Linked DNA regions of Mus musculus: region 1 is linked to region 2. The links are chromatin contacts, found by Hi-C or POLR2A ChIA-PET in ENCODE. All regions are on one chromosome and are shown on one strand. The core of a region is the stretch at or near the end of the contact, and the rest is flanking DNA. Distances in the headings are between cores, read along the strand shown. Region 1 holds the start of Dgkq (diacylglycerol kinase, theta). Region 2 holds the start of Dr1 (down-regulator of transcription 1).

Region 1 (6,183 bases), core at 3,379-5,878, 390 kb before region 2:
AAGACAAATAGGGGCATAAAGACAAATGTATCTAAACTGCATGTTAATAGCAACACATTTATGTTATGTTAAACTGCATGTTAATAGCAACACAGTCACTAAAGGTAGTTAGCAGGGTTAACTCCACTGTTGTATGTGATGAAGGGGATTTGCAGGTATAATTGCATTAGAATCTTAAGATGTGAGATTATCCTAGATTATCCAGTGAATCTCAGATGCAACAGTGTGCTTACACGAGGAGGCAGCAGAAGGGAAACACAGGAAAGGGGGCTATAGTGGACTCAAAAAAATCGTACCCAAGGTGTCACCTGCCCTAGATCCCAGACTGCTTGGTGAGTCCCTTATCATTCACGAAGTAGAAAGCAATGGAGGCTGGGAGACTGCTGGCAGCATTCTGACCAGAATCTGCAGGGATGTTCAAAGAGGAACCGATGACATCCATCTCCTAGCCCAGATGTTCCCAGTACAAGAAATAAATTCCAAGACACACGACTTTGTGTCTGAAGACGCATGGGTTATATAGAATGCTGTACCTGCTCCTGAGTAAGAAAGGCTCTTCCCTGAAAAGGTGTGATCACAAACGGACTCTATGGGAAGCCCAGAGAGCTGGATGTCCTCTCAAGGCTGAGGTAGGCTGTTCTGAGCATTGTTAAAATTACACCAAAAGGATCAGGAACCAGCTCCTGGAGGAGCACCCACTAGCAGTGGTCGGTGTTCACACTGACATTTTTAATATGTGAGGTTGGAGTATGGAGCCCTGACAGCTGGAACTACAGCACTCAACTCACTTTTTGTCATCTTAAGCCTGAGGTAAGCAGCCTGCCTGCCTTGCTGGTACTGCTGAGCTTTCTTAGACTTACCAGCATTTGAATAAAAACACAGAGACTTATTATTTTTTAAAGCTTAGGCATTATAGCAAGACTATGCCCTGGTAGCTCTAATTTAATTAATCCATTTATTATAGTCCATGTCTACCACATGGCCACTTATGCCCCACCCCCCGTACTGATACTTAGGACCTCCTCCATGCCACACTGCCACAACCCCCCTTCTCCAGATTATTCTCCCAGAGACCCTCTCTCAGCCTGGAAGTTTCTCCCTCAATTCCCGTTTTAGCTATTGGCTGTCATATCTTTATTAAGCCAATCAAAAGGCTAGGGAGGAAGAATGTTTACAAAATATGATACTGCTGATGAGCCTTAAAAATAACAATACCAGGGGCTGGAGAGATGGCTCAGCAGTTAAGAGCACTTACTGCTCTTCCAAAGGTCGTGAGTTTAATTCCCAGCAACCACATGGTGGCTCACAGTCATCTGTAATGGGATCCAATGCCCTCTTCTGCTGTGTCTGAAGACAGCAACAGTGTACTCATATACATAGAATAAATACATAGAATCTTAAAAAAAAAAAAAAAACAATACCAAAGTCCCAAAGTTGGCTAGTGCTCAGCTCTCTGCTGGTACAGAAATCAATATTTGAATATACAAAGACAACCTTTACACGGTATACAAAAAGATTACAACAGCTGGTCCTTTCCAGTGGGCTCTGTCCTATACCACCTTCCCTGCTCATATTCTGTCATACAGAATCTCGAGTGCTCTCCCCCCCAAAAAAATGTTTAGTTTATACCTTTATTAGATGGTCGGCAGCCCAATTCCCAACAATTGTTCAGTCACAGCTGTGAATGGAAGTCCAAGGATTTAGCAGTTACTCAGTCTCACACAGCAAGCAGGCAAAGGAGCAAGAGCAAGAGCTAGACTCCCTTCTTCCAATGTCCTTATATTGTCTCCAGCAGAAGGTGTAGCCCAGATTAAAGGTGTGTCCCACCACACCTTTAATCCCAGATGAAAGGCGTAGCCCAGATTAAAGGTGTGTTCCTTAAACTCGGAGATTCAATCTTCTGGAATCCATAGCCACTATGGCTCAAGATCTTCAAACCAAGATCCAGATAAGGATCTCCAAGCCTCCAGATAAGGGTCACTGGTGAGCCTTCCAATTCCGGATTGTAGTTCATTCCAAATATTGTCAAGTTGACAACCAAGAATAGCCACTACAGATGGGCAATCTCTACTTTCTATATATCTTGCTTATATTATCTATATTTTCTCACTTTCTATGTGCTAGATTTGAGGCTTTGATCCTAGAAATATATACTCCTACCATGCCCAAATTGGCTAATTCCAGACAGAAAATGGAGTATCTCTGATATGAAGACCAACCACTTCAGAGCCCAGACTCACATAAAATGGGCATTCTTGTTCTAGAGCCCCAAGGAGGCGGACAGCAGAGCCTACCATGGAGCCCCAGTGAGTCGTGCAGGCCATCAATTCTATAGTTCCTGCCCTAACCACTTATCCCTTAGGAACCCCAGTCAAGGCTTAGGACACACAGCCCTGCTCTGTTCCAACCAAAACTAGGATTACCAGAGCCTGCTTGGCATGTCAGGCCTCTTTCCTAAGGAAGTGTAGCTTGTACATCCTTCCAGACAGCTGTCTGCATGGCTGCAGGCTACCTGACTAGAACCTGCCAGGACGTGAAAGTGGATGCTGGGCCAATGGCCAAGAGTTGGGAAAGCTGAAAAAGACCATGTGCCTTAGCATCTGGGAGAAGGTCAGTTTCTTAGCACCCTGAGCTGTTACGGGCATACACCACACTAGATATAGTCTGCAAAAAGACTAGCGAAGAGGAACAGAGGAACCCTAGAAAAACCACAGGTTCACAATGGCATCACTCACTAAGAAGCTAAAGAATCACTTTCCATGTGTGTGCCTGGTGGCCATAAAGGCCAGAAGATAATCTTGAAACTGGAGTTATAGAAGGTTTTAAGCTGTTGGGAGGTGGTGGCGCACCTTTAATCCCAGCACTTGGGAGGCAGAGGCAGGAGGATTTCTGAGTTCGAGGCCAGCCTGGTCTACAAAGTGAGTTCCAGGAAGAAGAAGGAGGAGGAGGAGGAGGAGGAGGAGGAGGAGGAGGAGGAGGAGGAGGAGGAGGAGGAGATGATGGAGGAGTGATTGGGAATCAAATCTGGATCTTTTGTAACAGAGCGAAACCCAAAAGTAGCTTATTCTACAGTTGAGCTGTTATTTCCTTATTAGTGATAAGAGGGGAAGTATTGCAAGATATTTAATCAAACTGTAAACCCTGAGACTGTGTTATTTACTGAACAAATCTTTTTTTAGTTATGATGTGGCTTAGCCCTTAGCACACATCTTTAATTCCAAACAATGAAGGTAAAGTTAGTTTATAGAAGGAAGCACCCATGTTTGAAAATGATGTCTGATTAAATGGCAAAGTGGTAAATCAGAGAATGATTTGACAGAATAGGACTGCCCACATCTCACAAGAAGAGAGAGGAAAGGAAAGCTATTTAAGAGAGAGCAGGAGAGAGGGGAGAGGAAGAGAGGAAGAGGGGAAGAGCAAGCAAGCAAGCAAACAATTTTACTGGGAGAGTTTTACAGAGAGAACAATTTAGGCATAGGTAAAGACAGAATGAGCCAGAGAATGAGAAGGAGTTAGAAGAGTAGAATAGATTGCTGGAGTTAGTTTGAGGTCAAGCAGGGCAAAAAGTCAGAGGCCGAGAGAGAAGCCATACTGAATCAGTCAGCTTGGAGAGGAATTTGAGCCAGATCAGCAGAGTTGAGCAGCCAGCAAGAGTTCATGAAGCATAAGAAAGGGTGAGCTTATTTGACAGTAAGTCTCAGAGACAAAAAACATTCTAGACCTAGTTTAGATTGTACTAGAAACTTCCAGGACTTGTTAAGAAGACTACTAAGGAAACTGAAGAGATGGCTCAGAGATTAAGAGCATTTGTTTTTTTGTAGAAGACCCTAGATCTATTTCTAGTACCTTCATGGCAGCTCAAAAACATCTGTAACTCCAGTTCCAGGAAATCCAGTTTTCTATTCTGACCTCCTCTGACACCAGGCACAGACAAAATGTAAGCAAATCAATCATACTGATAAAATAAAATAAATATATATTTTTTTAAAAGACAGAGCCTCTCTACATAGCCTCAGTTATCCTAGAACTCACTAGATAGACCAGGATGTCCTCATACACACAGAGCTCTCTCGTCGCTGTTTCCTTCCCTTGATGCACTCTGTGGCTACTGGGAATAGGCTAGAGGCCAGGAACTTTTTGGATCACCATTCCAGTAGTGTTTCCCCAACTCCAAAACAGAGTCGGCCTATAGAAGCAGGGCCCTTGAGGGCTGCTGACAATAGAGGCAGAATGACTCCTAGGTCCAAAGTCATAGGCATTGTCTGGACAACACAAAGCTATGGTTACTGTGGATGGCCTTCCCTTGCATGCAGGTACTCAAAGACCTGGGAACACAGTGGGAGAAAGTTTTGCCATGGTGTGTGTGAGGGTGTGTGTGTGTGTGTGTGTGCGCGCGCGCGCGCGCGCGTAGAATTAGGGGTTAAAGGAGCTTGTGGAAGTCCCACTGAATGTTTCCATATAGCTTCTCCTATGCTTATACGAGCAAAGGCCTCATATATCTAGTATCCTGTGTGGAGAATCTGGCGCTGGAGGTCAGAACAAATCCTCTTGGGCCACCATGCCCCTCTGTCTAGTCCAGAGGCCCCGCCTTTGGCAGGACGGCACCGCCCCTCAGGAGGCCCTCTCCAGTCTGGCCCCGCCCACGTGAGCCTGCGCGTTAGGTAGCGCAGTCGGAAGCCGGGAGCGGGCTCTGCCGAGGGCCCTCTCTACACCGCGGACCTGGCTTTATCGTGCGCTTGGAGCTGGGGCGCTCGGGTTGTGGATGGCGGCGGCAGCCGAGCCCGGTGCCCGGACCTGGCCGGGCAGTGGTTCCCCACGTCTTGGCAGCCCGGCCGGCAGTCCAGTGCTGGGCATCTCGGGCCGCACACGCCCGGGGTCAGGGCCGGAGCGGACTAGCAGAGCTATTGGCTCCGCAGCACCTGGCCACAGCTTTCGCAAGGTGACACTCACCAAGCCTACCTTCTGCCACCTCTGCTCGGACTTCATCTGGGGACTGGCTGGCTTCCTGTGCGATGGTGAGAGTCCACCCCGCGTCCTAAGGCCGCTCCCAGGAGCCGATGCCCTCCTTCCCGGGACACTGCCCTGACCTTTGAGACCTGTCCCTCTTGGCAGTGGGTGGGCACAGAGACAGACTCTGGTTTGAGTAGGACTTTCCTATGGAGGTGACACCCTGCTTTTAAGGTCAGGAAGGAGGGGTACCCTGGGTCTGGCCTCTCTTGACCTGAGATCTCAGGATTTCCTAGTGGGAGGTGGAGACCGAGTCGCCATAGTGCAGTGCTGTTGTTGTAATGCAAAGGCGCTGTAAGAGGCAAGGTGTGTGCTGAGGCAGTTGTTGGGCCTGGGCATAGAGATATGAAGGTAAGACTGAGACTTGGGGCAATGGGGCTCCCACTAGTGACCCGTGTCAGTGACTGGGGCAGCAGGAGTGGCTGGCTGTGGGTCCTGGGCATTCTTGTCCCGAGTGCATGCTGATGCACAGAGGGATTTAATGCTGCTCTGTTCAGGCTCAACTGCTTGGAGAGCTAGGCCCAGCCTTCTTTACAGTTGTGGCATGTCCCAGCACAGCTCCCACCCAGCTGCCAAGCCGGCTGGGCAGGACAGAGGATGGCACCTCTTTCTCAGCTCTCCAGGTAATTCCATGACTGCCCCTCTTTTTATTCTTACTCTTGTGAAGAGGCAGCTTCACAAGAAGCTGAGACCCAAATCTGTGGGGGACATCTGGGCCTTTGACAGTGTCACCTGACCAGGGTCCGAAGGTGGGAGCAATGAACCTGCCCTATTTGGGGAACACTAGTGTGCTCTGGGCAGGATCACTGAGGCCATAGCTCCTCACAGAGGCGTGTCTTCTGCTAGTGAGGATGGCAAGGTTGTCATGGGATCTCAGGGCTAGTAGTGACATAGGAGTGGTCACCTGTTTTTCTCTGTCCTATCTGCCCTCTTAAAATATCAGAGTCCCACTGAGATGGAGGCTGTGAGGTATACACTGACTTAGCTGCATATCTGAAGCTATGCCCCAGGCCGTACAAAGGTGGCCTAGGCAGGATGGTCCTCTGACTCACTTTATGGCTGAAAGTCATAGAAGGCATAGTTTGAAGTCTAAGTCTATTCTGGGAAGGTAAAGGTAGTGGAGGCAAACCCACAGATAGGAGGCTAGACCTAGGATCTCTGCAGAACTGAGAGATA
Region 2 (5,834 bases), core at 2,662-5,161:
GGTGGTATATACCTTTAATTCCAACCCTCAGGGGGCAGGGGTAGGGTAGGGACAGGAGTAAATAGAGGCAGGCACATCTCTGAGTTCCAGAACAGCCCAGGCTATAAAGGCTGGGCAGTGGTGGTGCACGCCTTTAATCCCGGCACTCGGGAGGCTGAGACAGGCGGATTTCTGAGTTTGAGGCCAGCCTGGTCTACAGAGTGAGTTCCAGGATAGCCAGAGTTACACAGAGAAACCCTGTCTCAAAAAACAAAACAAAAAAAAAAAAAAGAAAAAAAAAAAGAAAAGGAAAGAAACATGAACCTTTTTTGTTTAACTGGGCAGTGGTGGTGGCATATCCCTTTAATCCTAGCACTTGGAAAGTAGAGATGGGCTGATCTCTGAGTTCAAGGCCATTCTGGTCTACAAAGTGAGTTCCAGTCCTGTCTCCAAAAAACAAAAACAAACAAACACAACCAAAGGGGATGGGGGAAGAGAGAAAAGTTCTCAAAACAAAACTTAAGGTGATTATATAATATGAGATGTCAGTAAAATCTACACTAATCTGAGCAAAATTATAGATATTCCTATATACTTAATGGCAACATTAAAAGATGAGGGTAAATTTGTGAATGACAACAGACTAGTTCAGTTTCTAATAGTGGATTGCCATCATCACACAGAAGAAAATAGCCTTTCAGTGTAACTTTCTAAGTCATACATTAAACTGAAGTCACATTCCAAAGTTGAACTATTTAGTACATGGCTTGCTACAGCTACACTTCAATCATGTCAACTGGAACTCTAAATATATCCTAGAAAAGAATGAGCTTTCCCCCAGGAAGACAGATTGTGTCATTAGATTTTTGGAACAATCACCATTTCTGTGGTTACAAACAAATGTTTAGGCAGATCCTACTGAAATCTGCCATTTTCATTAAAAAGTTGATGCTTGACAAAGGCAGTTCTTCTATTCCTTCATAAAGAGTCAAAGGAAATGCTAGCTATTTGTTAAATATCTTCTCAAAGACTTAAAAACTCAAAAAAAGAAAAACACATTGGCTTCCATTTTTCTTACCACTCAGCAAACCAAACAAGAAGGAAAAAAAAAAAAAAAACCCAGTTTTTTTTGTTTGTTTGTTTTGTTTTTCAAGACAGAGTTACTCTGTATAGCCCTGGCTATCCTGGAACTCACTCTGTAGGCCAGGCTGGCCTCGAACTCAGAAATCCACCTGCCTCTGCCTCCCGAGTGCTGGGATTAAAGGCATGCGCCACCACGCCCAGCTCTAAAAATACCAGTTTTAAGAATTAAGTATGTCGGCTGGAAATATAGCTCTGCAGTGCAGTGCTTACCTAGCACACATAAGTTCAGCACATACACACAAAAGAATCAAATAAGCAACAGGGAACGGTGGTTATATGTCCATAATCCCAGTATTCAAGATACTGCAGGAAGAGACTCTTAAGTTTAAGGCCAGGCTAGGCAACACAGTAGGATCCTATTATCATCTTGCCTTTCCTAACCCTAAAAAAAAAAATTGCTTTTTTTTCTTAGTTATCTACTATGTACTGAAATGGCAGAGTATATGTGTATATAATATGACTATTTATATACATACACACACACACACCATCATGGCTCCACTACCTACTGGGATTGACTTCTGCCATGCTAAGTACTCAGCCTTGAGAGACACCCTCATCACAGCAGGATGTATTTTTAATCTACCATCAGCAGAGGATAAAGGCTCAAAATTAATCAATTGATCTTCTTGTCAATATTGACGGTGTAAAATGGATATGCTCCATACGAATACATGTGCTCTCTATTTGACATTAACAAGAAAGTAAAATTATTTAACACTTAACTTTATAAAAAGGCAATGGTAGAGAACTACCTGCCGAGTATGATTAAATTTGTTCCTTTTAACTTTAAATAAAAGTAATCAAGAAATTGTTCGCATTTCCAATAGATTATTATAAAACAGAAGTGACTGTCTCAAACTGAATGCAACCTTCTCCTAAGAGTTCATGAAAAACCACAGAAAGTACTTCCCAAAATTTGCCAAGAGCACTTTTGTCTCCTTTTCCTGTAACCATCAAAGTCTCCTAGTCTTTTCCAGCATAAGGAAGAAACTGTCGAAACTTTTAGATGTGCTTTTCAATAAAAGATAAATGTATAAACACATCCAAAGGGGACCAGCAGGCGAGAAGGACCGGCAACAGAATGCTGACTAGCGTGTGTCAGGCCCTACGTTCAAGCCCCAGGACTGTCGTTCCCGCCCTGCCCCAGTCATCTTTTACAAATAATCTTCAAAGAACAATCAATAGTTGGAGGGAGTCAAAAAGAAAAAAATGTGGTGCTCGCTTTGGTTACCTGGTGATGACTGTTCCACCTTCTTAGCGATTTTAAAGCAAAAATATACTTCCTTTTTGAAAAGCAATTAACTTTACAACACTTAACACACTCATGTCAATATTTTTTTTTAACTCAATGCTAGGACCCTTGTGCAAGATTGCTAGATGATACACCACTGACCTCCGTCACCAGCCCAAGGGTTTTTCCTACCCCTGTGTTCAAAAATGAATCTTTTCCTCGATACAGGTGAGGGAGAGGTACTCTCTGACTCAACTCATGCTCGAAGTTCTAAAATTTAACTTTCCAAGAGAGAACTTTGAGTTTCCTTTCTCAGTTGTTATTATCCACGTTTAGCTGTGGGCAGTCAATTCTTGTTGTTTTAAGACCTGATTGGAAACTGTACTAGTGAGGGGTTGCGGATGTCTGTTGACCCTAATGTCTGCACTCCTTATTTGCACTAGCCGGATGAAAACAATGTCAGAAGAATGCTACATAGGTGTTTTCTTAAGGTACAAGCTGTCTCTATGCCGTTTTGACTTTTCATTAACTGTGCTTACTAGTGAAGTGGAATGAAGGCTCTGTGACGCCAAGTGGTTACTCTATTAGCTTGACTGTTCCCCTGATCCTTCATCGAAACCAAATCCCACACAAATCGCTTACCTTGTATAACATGCTCTGGTGAAATTGTCTTCTTTTCTGACTTGTTACAAATCTCGTTGGCTTCAGAAGATATAAGGTGAATGAATTCCGTGCAGCAGTTCACTACCAGCTCTCGGGCATCGTTGGCCACCCGGACATTAGGAAGAGTCTCTTTGATCATCTTATTTATAGCAGCTCTGGGGATAGTGAGATCATCGTCGTTGCCAGACGAGGAAGCCATCGTATCTTCCTGTCTTTCAAGCCCCAACTTTTAAACTCCTCGCCTCTGGTCCACCACTCCACGAAGATTTCTCAACAGGCTGTCCCTGGAGAGGGATGTTGGGGTCCGGGAAGCTCAGAGAAGAGAGTGCAGAAACCAGGAAGGAGGGCTGGAGGGCAGGGAACACCCACTGTGTGAGAGATTTTAGTGGGAATATGAAGGAAAGGTCAGGGGGCTGAGGGTTCTAGGGACACCACTCCCAGGGCTGGAGAACCACCCTGCGTGTCGCCTCAAACGGACTGGCGCTGTCGTCTAACCGAACCTAAACGGCACGGGAGCGCACGCAAGACAGAGGAATACCCGCCCGGCCGCGGTCCCGGGCGGACACTGAGCAGGGTCAGCTCTACAGAGCCGGAGCCCCCGAGGACGCCGCCACCAGCAGCGGTTGCAGCCGCCTCGGCCAAACCATCCTTCAGGCACCCGCGCCGCCGCCTCACAACATGTCTGCCGAAGCCGCAGCTGAGCGCACGCCGGCTGCCTGGGAAACCAAGTGGACCGGGCCGAACACTGCGGGAGCCGCAGCGGCCAAGCGTGTGGCCGAGAGCAGGCTGTGCGAGCAGGAGCGGCGCTAACGGTGGTCTCTCTACGGGCCGGGGAAGGAGGTTTGCCGCAAGCTGATCCCGGCACGCTTTGCGCCACCGGAAGTCGAACTCCCCAGGTCCCACCCGCCCTCCTCGATGGATTTCCGTGTGCACGCCCCGCCCCTACCCCCTCCCGGACGGGCGGGAGCCGCGGGGCTTGGCAGCCCGCAGCTTCCGCCTGCCGCTCCCCCACGCACGGCGACCCGGCGTCTCCTCCGTCGGGCCCTGGAGCTCGCTTGCTCTGCGGGCAGAAGGGCCCGCGGAGGGCCACGTGGCAGGGGAGCCCTGGTCCTTACTAAAGAACTTCCTTTTCCTATCTCCTTAGCTGTCGGGATTAGGGCGCGGAGTGAAAAGAGCAGAGTGGGGAGGACAGGCCTTTACAACTACTTCACAGCATTCAGATCAGAGCTCCCTGTTCTCATTTGTGAGAAAGAAATGAAGCCTTCAAAGAAGTGGCTGTCCTCGGTACCACAAGTGGCTAAGTCAGGAAACTGGTAGTCTGATCTAAAGTAATGAAAATGTTTGGCATACCATGAGCTATGGCCCTCTGCATACTTGCTTTTGAAAGGAAGACAAGAAAAAAAAAAGGTTTATCTTATGAGAGTCCGATATCTGCTTCGTTCCAAGTGATTACTAATAACTAGTGCCACGTTCATCACAGAAATCACTTTTTTTTTTTTTTAAGATAAGCTCAGCTGGGCGACAGTGGCTCACGCCTTTAATCCCAGCACTTAGGACACGACACTCAGGCAGGCAAATCAAGTTCCAGGACAGCCAGGGCAATACAGAAAAAACCTGTCTCAACACACGCAAATCCTCACATACTGTCACATTAATTAATAGTGGAAAGTTGTAACTTTTGAAAGGACTAAGCCAGTTAAATCTACGTGCACAGTTTAGTTCATCGTGTTCTTTGTTGATAGACTGGCAGCTGGACTGTGGCAATGCTTTAAGATGTCTGGTTTCCAGGAGACTATCATTGTCAACCATCCCCTCCTACCCACCTTACTAGATGCAGCTTCAGCACTGAGCTAGAACACCAGCCTTGAGTTAATTTTTTCATTCAACATTTTCTCCAAAATGCTTGCTGGGAACTAAATATTCTTCATTATATCAGTGCTAGTAAGTTCAATCTTTGATTATAAAGAACAAGTTTCTTCTTCAAAATAAGTAAATTTTGGTTCAGATGTATAAAGACCTAGATAAAATATTAAAATCTAGATGGAATGTTAAGTCCTAGGTAACTGTTACCTGGTTAGCCTGCCATTTTGTGCTATTACTATATTATAAGCAAACTTTCTCATATGGGAGTCATGTCTACAGAGTGCTTCTGAGTTCTCCCAAGCCACTGTCTAAATTGTTTATACCTGCAACCCCAGCTTTTCTTTATTTTATTTTATTTTATTTTATTTTTGCTTTTTGAGACATGGTTTCTCTGTGTACCCCTGGCTGTCCCGGAACTCTATAAACCAGGCTGGCCTCAAACTCAGAGAGACTTGCCTGCCTCTGCCTCCCAAGTGCTGGGATTAAAGGTCTTGGCCACTGCAAATGAGTTCAACTCCAGGTTTGAAGTACAGTATTTTTAACTTTAAAAGTTCACAAGATTTTAAAGATGAAAAAGAAGTATAAAAACATAAAGGAAAATGTCAGTAAAGACTTTACACATTTAAAGGACTATTGTAAATGAAGTCACATGGGAAAATGGTACAGAGAAATATTTCTGGAAAATCAAACTAGTAGGAGTCAGAAATGGTGGCACCCAGCTGCAATGCCTGCATTGGGGAAGATAAGGAAAGAGGATTGATAACTCAAAGATGGACTCTGGACAGCATAGTACAGCTGCAAACTGTAAGGACATAAATGAAAGAGGTGATATCACTTTGTTAAAAGGTCAAAAAGAAATGATATGTGTCAACAAGAAGCTAATGGGGCAGAATGGGGAAGGAAGGCTTTTCATGTAGTGGTAAAGACTAAAGAAGCAAATGGCAAAACAGCT

What was found. A loop is a pair of places that touch in the nucleus more often than their neighbours do. ChIA-PET counts read pairs that join two places held with the same protein, here RNA polymerase II (POLR2A).
Region 1: a loop to region 2 is called in a map of heart, with 2.7 times the contacts of the local background. The contact joins the promoter of Dgkq here to the promoter of Dr1 in region 2. A Hi-C loop is called at or near these places in 2 of 37 maps with a recorded cell type or tissue (both heart). POLR2A ChIA-PET finds 5 or more read pairs at or near these places in 1 of 5 experiments (Patski).

Annotation. Positions count from the first base shown.
Region 1 is chr5:108,659,275-108,665,457 of GRCm38, reverse strand. Dgkq (diacylglycerol kinase, theta) reads left to right here and starts at 4,628. Exons shown (of 23, transcript NM_199011.2): 1 at 4,628-5,015. The coding sequence starts at 4,763. Idua (iduronidase, alpha-L) reads right to left here and starts at 5,127. Exons shown (of 15, transcript NM_008325.4): 1 at 4,960-5,127.
Region 2 is chr5:108,266,974-108,272,807 of GRCm38, reverse strand. Dr1 (down-regulator of transcription 1) reads right to left here and starts at 3,911. Exons shown (of 3, transcript NM_026106.4): 1 at 2,999-3,911. The coding sequence starts at 3,218.